Linked DNA regions of Homo sapiens: region 2 is linked to region 1. Evidence: read pairs that join two places in POLR2A ChIA-PET (ENCODE). Cell type or tissue: MCF 10A. All regions are shown on one strand. Each heading gives the region's core, and the rest is flanking DNA. Links, peaks and the distances in the headings are about the cores only.

What was found. ChIA-PET counts read pairs that join two places held together with the same protein. Peaks named below come from ENCODE experiments on the same cell type or tissue, not always from the same donor. Only the 100,000 strongest peaks of a DNase experiment are listed, where the experiment ranks them.
Region 2: POLR2A ChIA-PET joins it to region 1 with 12 read pairs; 5 of 35 experiments call an interaction of 5 or more read pairs at or near these places.

Annotation. Positions count from the first base shown.
Region 1 is chr15:67,880,452-67,890,578 of GRCh38, reverse strand. No RefSeq gene overlaps it. Among named protein-coding and RNA genes, the nearest start is that of RNU6-1, 45 kb to the right of the region's middle. RefSeq lists a cis regulatory region at 7,758-8,258. In MCF 10A, for the core only: no CTCF peak of the experiment used is centred there; DNase peaks (open chromatin) are centred at 3,628, 5,708 and 9,688.
Region 2 is chr15:67,991,817-68,001,856 of GRCh38, reverse strand. No RefSeq gene overlaps it. Among named protein-coding and RNA genes, the nearest start is that of PIAS1, 57 kb to the left of the region's middle. In MCF 10A, for the core only: no CTCF peak of the experiment used is centred there; DNase peaks (open chromatin) are centred at 3,016 and 3,596.

The DNA.
Region 1 (10,127 bases), core at 2,128-10,127:
ATTATTACACATGCCAGCCCCAATGAGCACAGGAGGGACTAGTCAAGGGGAGTGAATACACCTCATGAGAACCACTAGGGCCAGGTAGGAGGCTGGCTGCCCAGACTCCTGATCTCTTCCTCTCCAGCTGTCTTGTACTCATTATGGCCTCAGTCTCCTGCTGCCATGGTCAGGCCCTGGACTGTCAGCAATGACTGCTTCACCACCTTAAAATCATCATTTTTAGCACCCCACCTCACTCTTTGGCCAACCCTTCCAATATTTCCAGCTCTCTCACTCTAGTATCCTGACTCAATAACTCTTCAACCCCAGCCAGAGTTCCTAATGTTTTCACTACCTATCCCTTCACTTATCTTCTCACTTTCTTAATTATCCCTTTAGATTCTAACACAATAACCACTCCTGGCCCCTCTCTTCCTCATTATATTGTCCTGAAAAATGGCCAGAGCAAATTCCCTTCACCTGAGCAGCTAGATGTGACTGGAAGAAAACAACTCTGTCCACTAATCTCTCTTTACATTTATGACCACAAACCTCAAGTGGGCCATCAGCACTCATTCATGTCTCTACTCTCAAACACAAATTATTTCATATCTTCTTGTTTTTTAGAAAACATCCCATCCCATCCCCAATCCACTCTCAGCTTCACACCTGACAACCTCACCCATTCCTTTGAAATAAAAGCAGCATCCAGGAGAGCCACCTCATCTTCCCACCACCAAAGGAAACAGCCTACCTGCATCTGTACCAGTGACCTTTCTCCATCCTGCAAAGTCATATGGTTTGACTCTGTGTCCCCACCCAAATCTCATGTCAAATTGTAATCAGGGGAGGAAGCTGGTGGGAGGTGATTGCATCATGAGGGTGGTTTCCCCCATGCTGTTCTCATGATAGTGATTGAGTTCTCAAGAGATCTGGATCTGATGGTTTAAAAGTGTGTGGCAGTTCCCTGCTCGTTTTCTCTCTCCTGCCACCATGTAAGACATACCTTGCTTCTCTTTTGCCTTCCACCATGACTGTAAGTTTCCTGAGGCCTCCCCTGCCATGCAGAACTGTGAGTCAATTAAACCTCTTTCCTTTATAAATTACTTAGTTTTAGATAGTTTTTTATAGCAATGTGAAAACAGACCAATACACAAAGAATGGACCACTTCATCGTCAGTGTGCTGGATCCCATTTTCTCTCCCAGAAAATGGGATCTGTGACTCAAGGCCATCAGCACATCTTGTTAGATGCTGGAGTTGGGGAGTAATACAAAGCAAGGGAGGGCAGCCACATGGAGTGTGCACACCAAGGTCAGTCAGCCAAAGAAGAGAAGACTAGAGGAGGCAGGGAGAAGTAGATGGTAAGCCCCAGAGAGAAAAAAGAGGCCCCTGTATTCCCGGCTTTCTGCACTGCTTCCAGTTCTTCATGAAGCTGACTGGTGTGCAGTTCCAGGAGACACCCCTAAGTCCTCGAAACAAAGTATCTGGTACATAAGTCAGCTTCAGTGGATCTCTGTGGTTTTCAACTGAAGGAGCCCATTTATTCCCTATGTTTGGGGATAGAAAGCTGTCTAGCAGGGTGTCTCCATCAAGTTAATAGTACTCTCTGGGCAAGTGGATTTTAGAGGATTTTAAATGGTTTCTTCATTATACTTTTCTGAATTGTTTGAGTCACTTAAAATGAGCATATATCCGTTTCCTTCCTCTCCCTACCCCACCCTAATCTAATCCATCAACATCTTCTCTCAGCCTCACCTCTGAAATATAATTCAAATCCATCTCTCTTCCTGTCCACTGCCATCATTCTAGCCAAATCTCCATTCTCTCTCTTGCCCAGGTGACTGCAGTAGTCAGGTAATTGGTCCCCCCATTCCTCCCTTGCAAACATTCACTCCATTCCCACAGCAGCCCACAGGATCTTTCTACAATATCAATCCAGCCATGCTACTTCCTTGCTTAAAACCCTTCAGTGGCTTCCCTACACACTGGGAATAAAACCCAATCCTCAGCTCCCTATCTTGCCAAGTGAGTCGTAGGCAAGTTTGAATACAACACTGTGTGAAGAGCATGTATAGAGCCTGGTCCATCACAGCTGCACGTGGAGTGGATGTTCTTGTCCTTACCTCCAGGCTATTCAGCCACTTTCAGGAAGTTCTTTTAGGTTAGAAAGTTCTTAGAAACTGGCCCGTATCTACTCTGCAACTTCATCTTTAGCCACTTGCTCCTTGCTCCCTGTGTCCCTTCCATATTAGCTTCCGATGGTATTTAAAACATATAATACCAAGACACCCTTCTGCCTCCAGGCTTTTGCTCATTCTGGCACCTAGAATATCCCCCACAGTTCCTCCCATGGCTGGCTCCTCGTCTCACAGTGCTCAGTGTTTCAGAGCTGCCTCCTCCAAGGCTGTCCTGACCAAGGTGCCAATCCCCACCACACCCCGAGTATTATCGTCAAGGAAGCCTGTGTTTCCTTTGTAGCTTGTGTCACAACCTGCCATTTGACATTTGCTTGTTGAGTCTGTTTTCTTTCTCTCCCACCAAATTATATGTTTCCCATTGGTTTTATGTGCTTCTTTACTCCCCCAGTGCTTAGGGATGTGTATTGTCTATAAAAGCTCCATAGGTGTTCACTAAGTGAAGTTTAACAAAGAGCCTTCCCTGGTATGCCCAGCTGGAAGCCATCACTGGGTCCTCTGAATTCTCATAGTTCTTCATCTCCCCTTTATTAGAACACATCTTGCTTTGTCTTTTGCACTGGGATTACTTGTACAGAGAGGCAGGGTGGTTAGAACCAGACCCCTGCATTCAAATTCCAACCCTGCTACTCCCAGGGTCCAGAACAGTGCCTGGCACAGAGAAAACAACATAAAGAGTTAGTACTACTGTGCTTTGCATTATCCCCCAGCAGGAGCCAAACTAAAGTGTTTTGAGGGTAACATTACACATATGACCAGGCACAGTGGCTCACGCTTGTAACCCTAGCACTTTAGGAGGCCAAGGCAAGAGGATTGCTTGAGCTCGGGAGTTCAAGACCAATCTGGGCAACATAGTGAGACCTTGTCTCTATAAATTAATATTTTTTTAATTAAAAAAACTATACATAGGATTTAGTATTTGATAACTTCCCCAAGCCTAGCTCAGGACACAAAGTAGATGCTCAATAGACAATAAATAAGAGCGCTAAGTGCAGTGGCTCATGCCTGTAATTCCAGCACTTTGGGAGGCCAAGGTGGGAGGATCCCTTGAGCCCAGGAGTTCAAGATCAGCCTAGGCAATACAGTGAGGACTTGTCTCTAATAAAAAATAAAAAGGCCGGGCATTGTGGCTCACACCTGTAATCCTAGCACTTTGGGAGGCCGAGGCCAGCAGATTGCCTGAGCTCAGCAGTTCGAGACCAGCTTGGGCAACGTGGCAAAACCCCATCTCTACTAAAAATACAAAAAATTAGCTGGGTGTGGTGGCACACACCTGTAATCCCAGCTACTCCAGGAGGCTGAGGCATGAGAACCACTTGAGCCCAGGAGGTGGAGGTTGCAGTGAGCCAAGATTGCACCACTGCACTATAGCCTGGGCAACAGAGTGAAACTCTGTCTCCAAAAACAATAAATAAAATAAAATAAATAGGCTGAGGACAGTGACTCACACCTGCAATCCTAGCACTTTGGGAGGCTGAGGCGGGTGGATCACAAGGTCAGGAGATCCAGAACATCTTGGCTAACATCTTGGCTAAACCCCACCTCTACGAAAAATACAAAAATTAGCCAGGCGTGATGGCACGCCCCTGTAGTCCCAGCTACTCAGGAGGCTGAGGCAGGAGAATCATTTGAACCTAGGAGGCAGAGGTTGCAGTGAGCCAAGATCGCGCCACTGCACTCCAGCTTGAGCGACAAGAGCAAAACTCCGTCTCAAATAAATAAATAAATAAATAAAAATAAAAATTTAGCTGGGCACAGGGGCTCATGCCTATAATCCCAGCACTTTGGGAGGCTGAGGTGGGTGGATCATTTTGTTAAGCTCAGGAGTTAAAGACCAGCCTGGGGAACACGGCGAAACCCCCAGGCGTGGTGGTGTGCACCTGTATGCAGGATGCTGAGGCAGGACGATTGCTTGAGGTTGAGGTTGCAGGGAACCATGATTGCCCCACTGCACTCCAGCCTGGGCAAAAGAGTGAGATCCTGTCTCTAAAAAAATAAATAAATAATAAAAAGAGCTAAATTTTATTATGAGTTTGTATTGCTCTAGGTTCTAAACTGTTCTAAACATCTTACATGTATCAGCTCATGTAATCCTCACAATAAGTGCCATTATTATTCCCACTTCACAAAGAGGAAACTGACTCATAAGGAATTAAATACTTTATCCAGGGACACCAAGTAATTAAGTGGAGTGGCTGGGATTTGAACACAGGACACAAGCAACTAAGCCTTAACAACTACAAGATACTATCAAGTGTAGACCAAGTTGTTACAGGTTTATGAGGTCAGAATCAAAGAAGACAGCAATCTATGTTGTACAACTGGGGCTGGTTAAATAAACTCTGATAGTATCTTATGTAGCCATTAAAATGATGATATAGATCTACATTTATATTGAATGACATTCATGACTTGTTTGTTTGTTTCTTTACTCCATACCTCACCTGGACTGAAATAATTTTTAAAAGCAAGCCAGAAAGCAGTAAAATAAACCTGCACACAAATGTTTATAGCATCTTTTGCATAATTGCCAAAAACTGGAGGCAATTGAAAAGGTGAATGGATAAACAAATTGTGGTACGTCAGTACTATGGAATATTATTCAGCTATAAATAAGAAATGAGCCATCAAGCCACAAAAAGACATGAAGGAATCTTAAGAGGCATATTGTTTTGTGAAGGAAGCCAGCCTGAAAAGGCAACAGACTATACGATTCCGACTATATGACATTCTGGAAAAGGCCAAACCATAGAAACAGTAAAAAGATCAGTGACTGCATGGGATTAGAGGGTGAGAGGTGAACAAGGGGATCACAGGGGATTTTTTGGGCCAATTGTTCTGTATGATACTGTAATGGTGGATATGCGACATTATGCATTTGTCAAAACGCAAAGAACTTCACGCCACAAAGAGTGAGCCTTAATATAAGCCATGAAATGTAGTGAATACTAATATATCAATACTGGTTTATCAATTGTGACAAATGCAAGATATTAATAACAGGGGAAACTGAGGGAGCGGTGGGAGGTTATATGGGAACGCTGCACTAGCTTCCCAAATTTCTGTTAACTGAAAACTGCTCTAACAACTAAAGTTCGTTAATTTAGAAACAAACAGTATCATCGCAGGATATTTCGTGTTAATGTACATCTGTGTTTTTTGTGTACACAAAAAGTCAGGAAGGACATAACCAGAATTAATAGCAGTTGTCTCAGCCTGGTGGGATTAATAGAGATCTTTCTCCTAGTTCTACTTGTTATTAACAACAGCATGCCTTTATCCTGTAAAGGAGTAAAGTGGGGCAGTGGGGGCTGCCCAGGACCGGGGACCAGCGGGCCCAGGAGCGGTTGCTGCCAAGCGACTCCGTGCCCCTAAGGGCACCGCAGTCCTCAGCGTCTGCTCCGCCCACCCCGTCCCTCAGCCTTTGCAACTGCGGGTCCCGAGGTTAGCAAAGAGACCAGAGAATTCCTCCGGTGCGATTGCGTCTGCACACGCGGCGGGCGACGGGGAGCCGGCAGGGCGGGCGGGGTCGGAAGCGGGGCACAGTGGGGCTCGGCCTGGGGCCGTGGACGCTCCGTGCAGCTGTGGGGAGGCGGGGGCGGCGGCCGCGCCCGCGATGCCTTCAGTTTGCTGGAATGTTCCTGCGGCAGAAGTGTACTTTGTTCCAGGGATGGGGGAGGGCGGAGCGGGGGCTGGGCCCCAGCGCGTCCTGGGACTTGGAAGGCTGCCAGCTTTCCGTTCCCAGGGTGCCTTCTGGCGGGGGCGGGCGTTGTCTGGTTTTCAGCATGGGCCGCTGTGGGGTTCTGGAGGGAACCCCTGGATTCCAGCGCCATCCCTGCCACCGACTAGCTGCAGGTCCCTGCGTGGGGTATCTTAACCTCTCTGGGCCTATATTTCCTCATCTGCAAAATGAGGCTAATCACATTAATAATAATGCTGTGATGGTTATAGCCGGGCACTGCTGTAAAGCACTGTGAGGTGCTCTCTGCTCGCAGCAACCTTTGGAGGTAGGTGCTGTTAATATAACATAATTACACTCTTAGTAGACTAATACTCACTTGCTGCCCAGGCCCTTTGGAAAGCGTAGATGGTCTGGCTGTAGAAAACCTGGTCCAGCCTCCTTCCAAGTAGTAAAACGTGCTATTATTATTTTCACTTTAAAGATAGGGACGCAGGAGCTCAGGAAGGTTAAACAACTTGCCCAAGGGCACACAGCTCCTAAGAGGCCATCCAGGATGCAAACCCAGCACTTTGGGAAGCCAAAGTGGGAGGATCCCTTGAGCTCAGGAGTTCGACACTAACCTGGGCAACATAGTGACACTCCATGATATTTAAAAAATATATTTTAAAAAAGGAAAACAAAAAGGCGGGGGACGCAAACCCAGTTAGTCGGTGAAGAGCCGCCACTCAACCTCTACAGAAACTGCCTCACTGCTAGTGTCTGGAAGCCCCATTATAAGCTTATTTGGACATTGCAATCCATGCAGCAATTCTGGGAGAAGTTTCACAAATAATAATTATTAATACTAAGTAATGATAATTATCACCAATTGAGGGCCATAATTTCAACACCATATATGTGCAACAATTATTTTTCCCATTTTAGAGATGAAAGAATCCAGGCGCCAGGTCACTCCAGTTCAATGGGGTGGAATCCATTCATCCTGAAGCGGAAAGGCAGCAACAACTTAGCTCTCACCTCCTTTGATAGGCAGGCCGACTCCTCCAGAGTCTGATTATGCCAGCCAGCCAGGAAGAGCAGCCCTTCCTTCCCCAGACATTGTCAAAATCAACTTTGCCTTGCCTGGTAATCTGAGGAGCTTCTAAGCTGCGAGGGTGTAAGGAGTCTCAGATGATATCTAACACCAAGCTGGGGAGTTGCTCTCCTCTCCCGGGTCTGCTGCTTCCAGGAGCCCGGTTGCCTGGTGCCTGTGGAAACGTTTCCTCCACTGAGTCTACCCAGAGGATGGAGGCAGAGTGCAAGACAGTTGCCCTAAATTGTGGACAAAAGAGAGCTCTGCAGCCGAAGCTCCGTGTCCCATTATCACTAGGCTCCTGTCCCCTCAATCGTATGACAGAAAAGTCATTGGATTCTCAGCCTCCTCCTCGGGTTAAAAGGCTGCCTTCTTTTAATGCAAATGTTGCCACTGCTTCTGGGCAACCCATCCTCCATATATTCTCAACCTCATGGGAAAGAAAAAAACTCTTATCTTCTGTAGTAAGCTTAAATGTTTCACGAATGAAGACAGTTTGGCAAATAGCCACATATTGCTATTGCTGTCATGTGGGCATGCAGTAGGTGCCGAATAAGTGCTTTGCATATTTGCTCCCTCTGTTCCGAATGTTCTTCCTCTGAATACTGACATGGTTCCCTCCCTCATCTCCTTCAGTTTTTACTCACGTCGCCTTTTCTGTGGGGCCTTCCCTGACCATAATATTTAAATTACACTCTCCCAATAGTCCTGATTCCTTTTCCCTGTTTTATTTTTTCCATAGCACGTATCACTGTCTTACACACTGTTATTTGTATTTATTTCATTTGTTGTCTGTCTTGCCCCCATTAGAATGTAAATTCCAGAAGGGCAGGATTTCTTTCTGTTTTCTTCACCACTGTATCCCCCAATGCCTAGAACTGGAAGGAAGGAAGGGAAGGGGAGAGAATAGCTTCCCTGGCCATTCCAACCCATTGTGGATACCACCCCCTTGGAGAAATGTGCATTTCTTTCCTGCACTATCTACTTGACACTTGGCATATCCTTACCCGCCACCTCAACTCCCTACTCTCCCCCGCCCCTTTGTAACATCTCTTGACAGTAGCTTCCTGTTCTGCTATATGACTTTGCAGATTTGTGTCTCATCTACTTAAGTAGACAGAAAATTTCCTGCCTTACAAGCAGGGGCAGAAGAGATCTGATCTTTGTATCTCCCTAGTACCAAAAACAGGGCTGAATTTCTGTAAGTTCCAGGGCTCCTTAGATTTTAAACAGAAAAAGTCCTCCTTCCTCCATCCCTTCCCCCTCCTTGCTCAGTTCGAATCCTAGTTCATCTCCATTAATATTAGACTTACTACTTAAGTTTGATTTGAAGTTTGATATTTGTTTTAAACCAAATAAATTCACAATGTTTTTGATAAACAACATTCAATATATATCAATGAGGATCAATGTGTGAGCCATTTAATTTCTTAACACAACCACTATATTTTCTCATTAAATGAAACAAAACTGCATACCTTAACTATGTTCTTGCCATAATCTGCACCCTTGATTTTTTCTTTATTCCTAAGAAGAGTTTTGGAGAAATTTCAGTGGCCAAAGTAAGAAAGAGAGGGAGACAAGGAATCTCATTCCCTGGAGGCGAACGAAGCCTGCTGGCTTCCTTTGGTGGTCACCCCACCTTACTCTACCCCTCAAGAATAAGGGAGGTACACAGCTAAAGATAGCTCTTACATAGCATCACACATGATTATAACAAACACCGAATTTGCCCTCTGTCTCCCTCTGCATTTCCCCAGGGCTGGCTCTAAGGTGGGCTGGTGGCACATCCAACTCAGGAGAAGTGGGAGACTGTCCTTGAAAAAAACTAATGACTGTATCATTTTTATCACCTAGGAAAATCTAAAAATGTTCACAAATCAGCATTTAGTTATGTGATTTGAACATGAAATTTCATCATTATATTGCGTGTGTGTGGTGATCTTGGTTCCTGGTATCTGTTAAAATTGAGGTGAAAGGTGCCATTCTGATTGGCTTGAATTTGAGAAAAATACAATTGAACGGGCCCTATATAATTCTCAACAAAAATAACTGCAGAGGCCTGGTATGGTGGCTCATGCCTGTAATCCCAGCACTTTGGGAGGCTGAGGCAGAAGGATTACTTGAGGCCAGGAGTTCAAGATCAGCCTGAGCAACATGGTGAGTCCTGATCTCTACAAAACATTTTAAAAATTAGGCCCGTGCAGTGGCATGCACCTGTGGTCCCAGCTAGTCAGGGGGCTGAGATGGGAGGATCACTTGAACCCAGAAGGTCAAGGCTGCAGTGAGCCATGATCACACCACTGCACTCCAGCCTAGGTGACAGAGTGAGACCTTGTCTCATAAAACAACAACAACAAAAACCCTGCAGGATCCTCATGAGATATGTGGGAGAGATGGATGAATAAATGCAAGCATGAACAGATAGATGAGAGAGGAACTGATCTATGGGTAGGTGGGTAAATTAAGAAATGCACGGATGGCTAAAGAGATGCACAAATGGATAGATAGACATGGTAGGTGATTGGCTATGCCGTGCTCCAGAGGCCCTGGGGCTACCACAGTGCTGACTTCAAAAGTGTTTGCTTACCCTTTGGTCTTCTACCCAAGATTTTGAGCTCCTGGAATGTAGAAATTTAATTGTATTGGTTTTTGTGTCCTGAGCCCCTAGTGCAGTGTCTGGCCCATTAACACAGGTATTAGTCAGGATGTAGTTTTGGCTGCTGTTACATACAACCTCTCATCTGCATGATGGAGCAATGCCAAGTGCACAATGCAGCCAGCAGGAAGGGAAAAAAGAGGAAGGAGAAGGCACACATCCTCTTCAAAGGCACATTTTACTTCTGTTCTCATCCCATAGGCGAGAACTTAGACACATGGCCACACCTAGTCAGAAGCATGCTTGGAAATTTAGTCTTATTCTGGGTGCCTGTGTCCAGTTAATAATCTGTGTTCTAAAAACAGCAGAAACAGGCTGGGCATGATAGCTCCTGCCTGTAATCTCAATACTTTGGGAGGCCAAGGTGGGAGGATCACTCGAGCTCCAGAGTTTGAAACCAGCCTGGGCAACATAATGAGACCCTGTCTTGATTTAAAAAAAAAAAAAAATAGCCCAGAATGGTGATGCATGCCTGTAGTCCCAGCTACTCATGAGGCTGAGGCAGGAGGATCACTTGAGCCTGGGAGGTTAAGGT
Region 2 (10,040 bases), core at 1-8,000, 110 kb before region 1:
ATCCAGGGGTAACATTTCAGAGTCATTTCGTATGAGATGGTCAGCTTTATATAATGATATTATTTAGTTCTTTAAAACAGATCCCTATTAGATACCATGAGCTCTCAATGCCTTCAATCATTTATACATTTGCTTGAGTTCCCTCATCTCTCTTGTGCTCCAGAAGCCATGGCAGGGAGCAGAAAGATCCGGTGGACAAGAGGGACAGAGAAAAGGATGGGCCTGAGGAATGGCCCCAGGAAGGAAATGGAGGAAGTCTGGATTGTTTAGCTGCACCAGGGTCATCCAGGACCTGACTGCATCCTGACTTTTGGGCCCCATCCATGCACCACCTTGTGCCCCACATACTCCAGATTACTCCTCGTGTCTCTGCTGGGGCTGTCCCCATGCCTTGCATATCCTTTCCTGCCTCCTCCGCCTATCAAAAACTTCCTGACTTTTAAGGCCCAGTTCACACGCTGCCTCCTCCCAGAGCCTTGAGCCCCACAGCCTTTGGTTGGTCATTGTCTGGCAATCATCGTCTCCTTTGCTTCTAGAATCTTCTTGAGAGCAGGAGCCAGAGGAAAAACTGTCCTATCGTTCACCAGAAAATTCACACAATCCACAGTCATGTGCCCAGTTTGCACATGGAACAGTACAGAGGAACATATGACGCATTCCATCCTGCTCTCGCAGGCTTGAGGTATAGAGGACAAACCTAGGCCCTCAGAGTACAGGGATCCTGACTCCAGCACTTAGCAGCTGATCCATTTAGCCACTTAATCCTACTTTCTCATTTACAAAAAAAAAAAAAAAAAATCTTAATACCTACCTCAAGAAGTTGATGGATTAGATGAGCTCATGTCAGAGCCTGACACATAGTAGGCTCCCAACACATGTTCTTTCTCTTTCCCACTTGCACCCAATGCAGTGACTTGCACATCAAGGTGCTCAATAATATTTGTTAAATGAACTAAGCCTTTACTCTTCTGGTGGGTCCTATCAGGGCTGCCCTGGCTCATCATTCTTGGCTTGGTTCTTTTTCTTAAGCTTTGAACTTTGGCTAGATCTGAACTAATGGTGTCCTTTTACCACATCTGATCTCCCTGTGGGAAGTCACAAGCACTCTGGAGAGTGCTTGACCCATCCAAAGAAAGTAGCTTGTGGTCAGCTCCATCCAAATGTCAAAAGCCAGAATCTTCCGATTTTCAAGAGAATCCCCAAATTGGGGTTTTAATGAATAGCTTTTGATATTTAAATGCTTGCAACAGATTTCTTTTTCTTTTTCTTGAGTTGGAGTCTCACTGAGTCACCCAGGCTGGAGTGCAGTGGCGAGATCTTGGCTCACTGCAACCTCCACCTCCCAGATTCAAACAATTCTCCTGCCTCAGCCTTCCGAGTAACTGGGATTACAGGCGTGCACCACCATGCCCTGCTAATTTTTGTGTTTTTAGTGGAGACGAGGCTTCACCACATTAATCAGGCTGGTCTCAAACTCCTGACTTTAAGTAATCCCCCCAGCTCAGCGTCCCAAAGTGCTGGTATTACAGGCATGAGCCACTGTGCCCGCAGATTACTTTTTTTTTTTTTAACATCATATAGGACTAATTGGAAGTGTCTAACTCTGGCTTTGGCCAGTGGGCAGCCAGTTTGCAGCCTTCACTTAAAGCCAGCCACTATGCGCCCATTTTCACGTGGCCATGGAGGTAATTGCCCTTAGCCTTAAGAAGAAGGCTTTTACACAGGGCTTCTAGGAATCCTCTCCACTGAGGTTACCCCAGGCTAAAGGCTAAGGGAAGGGGAAGAAAGCCAATACTTATAGATACACCCCACAGAATACACCCACAATCTCCCTTGATTCCTACAGCAGCCCTGTGAATTAGGTGTTATCATCACCCCATTTGACAGAGGAGGAGACAGAAGTGCAGAGATATTAGATCATTTGCCAAAATTCCACTTTGCTGCTAAGTTATAGCATTGGGATTTGAGCCCAGGACTGCCTGACTAGTCTATAAATTCTGACTAGACTATAAATTAATAAAGAAAAGGGAGAAATGGTACCTTATTCTCTGTATCCTTCCAAACACAGGACTGGGCATGCACATAGTTAGTGCTCAGTAGGCACTGTTGATTGAAGTTCAATTGATTGACTGAGTAAAGACATGCTTATGGCCATATCTTCTCAACACTTAAACAAGAATTTGAAATTTGGCTTGTCTGTCTATGCCAGATAGACAAACTCCCCCATCGAATAAGAAAAAAAAGCCACACCCATATAAATAAATTGAATTGTCGGAATTGAGTCATTGTTGTGGCATCAAACAGATGTAGAGCAAATATTTAAAAGAGTAGAGTTGTGTGGGCTGGGCACAGTGGCCCATGCTTGTAATCCCAACACTTTGGGAGGCCGAGGAGGGAGGAGTTCAAGAACAGCCTGGACAACATAGTGAGACCACACCTCCATAAAAAAATTGAAAATTTTAGGCTAGGCAGAGTGGCTCATGCCTATAATCCCAGCACTTTGGCAGGCTGAGGTGGGAGGATCACTTGAGCCCAGTTCAAGGCCAGCATGGGCACCATAAGGAGACCCTTTATCTTGGAAAAACAAACAGAAAGAAAATAAAAGAATAGAATTGTGATTTCCTACCAGCTTTCTATAATCTGTTCCTATTTTCCCAATTCCTCATTCCTCCAAAAGAACATTTTTCACAGTTAAAAAATAATCTCCAATTATTCTTTCATGAGCACGTCCTGAGTGGGATTCCATAGCTTATAAACTTTCAGTTAGTGTGAGTGGCTGATGATGATGACAATGATGCCTCAACTATGCACAGTGATTAATATCTCAATGTCAGTATTTCACAATATGGAGCTCAAGTTACAGTCTTAAACCAGGGGAAAAACATGAGAGGTATTTTTAGTGAAAATCCTTGTTGAAAGACTCCCCACCTATAGAAACATACAGAATAGCTGCAGGGGAGTAGATCATCGTTTTCCTAAAATTTTGGCAAGAAACTGTGAGGAGTCCTGATAAGGCTGGCAACACGGAAGAATATTTTTTCCTCTTGGTGGCACCCAGCCAGCTCCTGGCAGCCCTGTGCCAGCTTCCCAGAGCTGCAAATGGCTTGGAGCAATTTTATCTTGACTTTATTATCCTAACTCACAACCTATAGAAGCAATAAAAGAGAAAACACGACGGAGGAAATGTGAAGCAGTAGCAATGGGCCATGACCAATTTAAGATGAAGTTCAAAATGCACAACCGAGCTACAGACTTAGTCCAAATTTGAACTTAGTAGGTACTAAGGTGGATAAGCCCCCCAAAATGTAGTGGCGTTAGAAAAATACAAGGAAAAGAACTATAATATTCCTTGGACTCCACGTGGGGCCAGACAGGCAGAGATTCTTTTTCCTCCCTCTTGGGAGACTTGAAATGGAAGTCATGGATGATAAAAATGATTTTCTATGTAATTCATAGGGCTATAATATCATCTGTAGCATTACAAGTGATTGTAATACTACAGACACTGATCATCATTGATTCATGCATTAATTTATGAAATATGTTATGACATCCACTCTGCCCTTAAATAGCTCACAGTCCAGGGAGGGGCTTAGTCATGAAAACAAATAGTTAGAAGACAAAATGATAAGTTAGGTCAGGCATGATGACTCATGCCTATAATCCCAGCCCTTTGGGAGGCCAAGGCAGGTGGATCACTTGAGCCCAGGAGTTCAAGACCAGCCTGGACAACATAGTGAGACCTTGCCTCTACAAAAAATAAAAATACATTAGCCGAGTATGGTGGCACACACCTGTGGTCCCAGCTACTGGGAAGGCTAAGGCAGAAGGATTACTGAAGCCCAGAAAATTGAACCTACAGTGAGCTGTGATCATGCTACTGTACCCCAGCATGGGCAACACAGCGAGACCCTGTCTCAAAAAACAAACAAGCAAAACCCAAAATAAGTTATACAACAAAAAGATGGGATGCAGAGAGGAAAGAGTCTGATTTATCCCTTGAGGATAGCAAGCTGGGTGAAAACCTGAGATTCTGGGGCTGAGACAGGGAATTCTTCTTCATAGAGAGTTGGGCCACTAGAACCAGAAGTTTGAACCATGTCCAGGATCCATGCAGAAAATTAAAGTCAAAGGCAGAAGGAAAGTCCTAGGGCAGGAGGACAAGACAAATGGTTCAGAGGCAGCTTGCATTGCTGGAGCACAGAGCTCCAAATCCTGGAACCAAGGAGACCAGATTGATCACAAAAAGGTAGAGTCAGCATCAATTGCCTGAGTAATTCCCTCAGTCCCAGCAGCCCTGTCACTTCTTTGGGCCCCACCTCATGATCAAGCAACCAATGAGTTAAGATGGCCCAACAGGGGCCCCAGGACCACACTTCATGCCAGGCCTGCTTCTGTGTGGATTGCTTCTACATGCTGGTCAGGGGAGTGATGTGAGAGTAGATCAGCTAGCTTGGAGGGCTAAGGATGCAATGAAGGCAGAGCCTTGCCCTTGCTCTTGGGGGGAAAGGGGGATGTTTTCTCAGAGACACTGATAAACAGGCAGGTGTTCATCTGGTAGAAATAGGAAGTGAGGGAGTGGCATGTGTAAAGGCAGGAAGCGTGTGACAGGCTGGGCAATGGGCTGGAGGGGTCATGGCTACCCATGAGCATCAGCCAGTTGAGTTGAGCTATTTGGGGGACCCTTGGGTATGGCCTTGGTTACAGGTATAGGACTTTATCCCATAGACAAAGAGAAGGAAGATGTTCTCTTCAATTAAGAAGTGGTTCTGGGCCGGGCACGGTGGCTCATGCCTGTAATCCCAGCACTTTGGGAGGCCAAGGCAGGCGGATCATGAGGTCAAGAGATCGAGACAATCCCGGCCAACACGGTGAAACCCCGTCTCTACTAAAAATACAAAAATTAGCTGGGCATGGTTGTGTGTGTCTGTAATCCCAACTACTCAGGAGGCTGAGGCAGGAGAATTGCTTGAACCTGGGAAGCGGAGGTTGCAATGAGCCAAGATCGCACCACTGCCCTCTAGCCTGGCGACAGAGCAAGACTTTGTCTCAAAAAAAAAAAAAAAAAAAAAATTAAAAAGAAAGAAAGAAGTGGTTCTGAATCCTCAGGTGCCCAGGAGCTCTCATTGCCCTGCTAGATAGGCCTGAAACCTGGCAGTCACCATGCTCTTCTCCGTGTCCCAGAGAACAAGCCACCAGGAAATAGAAGGGAGTTGTTTGCTGCCATTTCACTGCCTCTGCGCTGAGTAGGGATGCAGATAGATGTTCCAGCTACAGGGCAGCTTTGAGAGAGTGCCCAGAGGGCTGCAGACATCAGCAGCACCCCATGACCACACCAAAGAGGCCTCAGGAGAGAAAGCAGTTCCACTGTCCCTAATCCTAGGACACAGCCATTTCTCTAGGCCTTGACCTGTGACCTCCCAGACTCCCAAGAGGCCCACAGTCTGTGACTGATCAAGAGGTAGTTTCACATTTGTCCTTTGTGGCAAATAATACATCCTCATATTAAAAGAAAGCTAGCTTACTAGGGATACAGCTCATTTGTCCCTGGTCTGGCCCTTGGGGAAAGAGCTTGATTGTATCCAAAGCATAAGCATCGTCTAAAAATCCAACAGACTTTCTTTCCTTCCCATCAATGTATAAATTCACCTGAAACACTGCTTTAGAACGGTCAAACCTTCAGGGCTTCCAGAGGACTACTCCACCCAGCCTCAAGACAGCCCTGTGAGGGGGGGAAAATGAGGCGCAGCAAGGCCAAGGCCCACTGCTCATGAAGCTGAGCTTCAAACCCAGACCTGCCAGACACCCAGTCCATGCATTTCCCACAGGCCCACAGGGTTGCTCCTCCTAAACGGGCGGAGAAGCAAAGGCTGCTCTTTCCAAGGCTCTGTGGGTCCAGCAGAACATTTGCTTGTCAGGTCAGGTGAGTTTATTCATCTTATAATTTAAACCAGACTGGGCCTTAAAGACAACACCTCATGAGGTTGAAAAGTATGTGGGGAGGGAGGGTTCATAATAATATTTTGCATTAATAGGGGTCTCTGTTTTCCCAAGCATTTTACAGTTCCCACTGAACTGGGTCTTCCAGCCCTCCTGTGAGAGAGTCAGAGCATTTCTTACCTCCAGCTCCTTCAGAGGATTAGGGCAGAGGGCAGCCAGCCTGCTTCACCTGAGCTGGCCCAAACCTCAGCTGCTTCCCCTTAAGGGGTTCCAGTCCCTCAGTGTCACTACCAGCAAGGAGGTTTGAACGGCAGGGTCTCTTCAACACCACATGCTCCCCCTGATGGCTTGCGAGGACCATCTGAGTCCTCACTCCTGATCCTGTTGGGAGCAAGTGCCTTTTCTCACAGGAGGGAGAGGCCACTCTCCTCCTCTGCCTGACCTCTTTATCTCCACAGCAATGTCATATGAGGCGAAACTAGGAGGATAAGATATCTAGGGGAATCTCTGTGTAGTAGTGGGAAACATTTTAAGCTTGCGTGCTATATAATTTTTCATAGTTTGACGGAGCACATCAATAAGTTAAACCCTCCCCAGGGCTGCCATGTTGCACAACTCAGTCCTACCTGGGGCCCTACCAGTCTCTAATCCTGTGCCCCAGCCTCAGGCTTCTCTGAGAAAGCTTCCTCCTTTGTGCTTCTGCCTTACAGATCTGACTTGCACATCTTTTTACTCTGGCTTGCAAATCTTCTCCCACTTTTCAGGAAATCTCACCTTCAAAGTCTAGGGCTTGATCTTACCCCAAAGCATCTCCTTCTCCTCAATACCATTCTTTAAGTCTGAGTTATTGAGTCTGGGATGATATCCAGGGTCAGCAGGACTGATCACAGTCAGCAGAGGCACACTGTTCCATAAAACAGAACTACCATCCGGAGGATCAGGTATGCTTCTTTATTTTTCTGATTAACCAGGGCATAACTTTTATTTTATTTTATTTTACTTTGAGATGGAGTCTTGCTCTGTCACCCAGTCTGGAGTGTAGTGACACAATCACAGCTCACTGCAAGCGCTGCCTCCCGAGTTCAAGTGATTCTCCTGCCTCAGCCTCCCAAGTAGCTGCGATTACAGGTGTGTGCCAGCACACCTGGCTAATTTTTGTATTTTTAGTAGAGACAGGGTTTCATCATGTTGGCCAGACTAGTCTTGAACTCCTGACCTCAAGTGATCTGCTTGCCTCGGCCTCCCAAAGTGCTGGGATTACAGGTGTGAGCCACCACGCCCGGCCACCAGTGCATAACTTTTATTAGGTTGGTGCAAAAGTAATTTCAGTTTTTGCCATTAAGTAATGGATAAATTAGATAGATTGGATACACACATATCTGTAATGTTTTCAGTCTAAAGTCCTAAAACCAAACGAAGCCTGCAAACATCTTCTATTTGGCCAGTATTATGAGTTTTTTTTTGTTTTTGGTTTTGGTTTTGTTTTTTTTGAGACTGAGTCTTGCTCTGTCGCCCAGGCCGGAGTGCAGTGGCGTGATCTCGGCTCACTGCAAGCTCCACCTCCTGGGTTCATGCCATTCTCCTGCCTCAGCCTCCTGAGTAGCTGGGACTACAGGTGCCCGCCACCACGGCCCGGCTAATTTTTTTGTATTTTTAGTAGAGACGGGGTTTCACCGTGTTAGCCGGGATGGTCTCGATCTCCTGACCTCATGATCCGCCTATCTCGGCCTCCCAAAGTGCTGGGATTACAGGTGTGAGCCACCGCGTCCGGCTGGCCAGTACTACGTTTTTAAAAATACCTGAGAATTGGAAATCCTTTAGGTAGGACAGGCACTCTCAGCCACAGTCCCCACTGCTCCCTGCTGCCCTACACCCAGGCTGATTCACTTATTTATATTATCTGTGTTGCCCTTAGAGGCATCTGTGTTTGCAACCACTCTTCCAAATCCACAAAGAAGGAAAACATCTAATTGTCCCCTAGTTTGCAACCGTGCTTCTCTCTCAGTGGAGTTGGTATTGCACATTCTTAGCAGCAATGTGCTTGATCCTTTCCTTAAGCCTCCTTCTGCCTAGAAAGCACCACAATAGGCTTGCTTGGCCCTGCTGGGATTGTAACATTTCATTACTGAGCTGCTTGTTTCCTAGAGATTACTCTTCTAATTGTACAAATACACAGTCAAATCTTTGAAGCTGACTCTGGAGTTGGGGGACAAGTAACAAGCACTATATCCTTAACTCCAAGCAGGGTAGGAGGGAAGTTCTGACCTAACCCCAGGACTGACCTTCAGATTATGCTTTCTTGGCCAGGTGTGGTGGCTTACGCTTGTAATCCCACCATTTTAGGAGGCTGAGGCAAGCAGATCACTTGAGGTCAGGAGTTCGAGACCAGCCTGGCCAACATGGTGAAACCCCATCTCTACTAAAAATACAAAAATTAGTCAGGCATGGTGGCATGTGCCTGTAATCCCAGTTACTTGGGAGGCTGAGGCAGGAGAATTGCTTGAACCCAGGGGGCAGAGGTTGCACTGAGCCAAGATCACACCACTGCACTCCAGCCTGGGTGACAGAGCGAGACTCTGTCTGAGAAGAAAAAAAAGCTTATTATTTCTTTTTAATGTGAGCAAAAGGGAGTTGCCCTGAATCAATTCTCTTGGAGTTGGGAGAGTGAAGGGACAGCCAACAACATCCTTACAGTGGAGGATTCAGGTCAGATTAAATGGGGGTCCCAACTTTTGCAATGTGAGCCACTCTCCACACCAAACTCTTCATTTCCACAGCCTGGCAGACATGATCAAGCGATTGCAGCACTCTTTCCCACCATCCTGGGCTGCTCTCTCACAGGCATTCTCAGTCTATCACTCTGGGCGGCCACCACAGCTTGATCAAAGGTGATAGTCATGGTGAAACCTATTTCCTGTTCTTGATGTAATGGGAAGTACACTGGGCAGCTAATAAAAGACCTGGATTCTGGGTCTGACCCTGCCTGCCACTGACTCACTGGGCAAGGCTGTTTACATCTTTAGACCTGTTTCTTACATGAGGTAGTTTAGCAGGTAATTAATTGGTTCCAATCTGATGTCAAGGCTGAGTGGCACTGATGATTTGGGTGAGGAGGGCTGAAGGATTTCAGAAAAGAAAGGATCACTGTGGGTCCGTAGCCCCGGGAGGGTCTCTAAATTAGTAGCATCCACGCCAAAGCTGATGGACATTTTTAGAGGGAGTTTCAAGTACGTGGAATCTGCAAAGGCATGGATGTGAGAATGTACTGAACAGGGAGAGGGCCTATAAATGAGCAATAGTCACTTGAATTCCTATGCTACTAAAATCTCAGATTTCACCACTGTGCAATTCATCCATGTAACCAAAAACCTCTTGTACCCCAAGTGCTATTGAAATAAAAAATAAAAAGGAAAAAAACTCCTAGGCTAGATGCATGCATTCTTTCTCTCAATAAACATTTCCTGTATTCTACGTGTTGGGCATTTTGCTAGGTGCTGAGATCCTCCTATGAACAAGGCAGGAGCTACTAGTACTGTAAGCTAGCTTTTTTTTTTTTTTTTTTTTTGGTAAATAGAGATGGGATCAGGCTGGTCTCAAACTCCTGGCCTCTCGCCTTGGCCTCCCAAAATGCTGGGATTACAGGCATGAGCCACCATGCCCAGCCCAAGCTAGCTTTTTACCCACAACAAACATAAATATGACTGGAAACAAGTGCCCTGTGGCCCTTCTGGAGGAGTGAAGAGATGCATTTTAACAGTGCAGTAAGTAGGGCCAAGTAATCTAACTTGCCCTCAGCATTTGCAGTGAAGATAAGTGATGTACTTCATGTAAAAGGCACTTTGCAGACTGTAAAATCCTCCACAGATGTCTATCAATCTCAGTTGTAACAATAATAACAATAGGATGAGGTGCTGATAGTGGAATTCTAGGAGAGGGCCCTCAAATTTGGCAAAAGACACTCAAAGCCCCTAGCAATCAACTCATCAGAGTAAAGCTAGTATTGACCCTTGCTCCCTGACCTATCACCTTCAACATTTTGACCCAGTTTAGGCTTCCCTTTTAAAAGCTCATAGAAATATTTCCTCACTATAATTACAAGC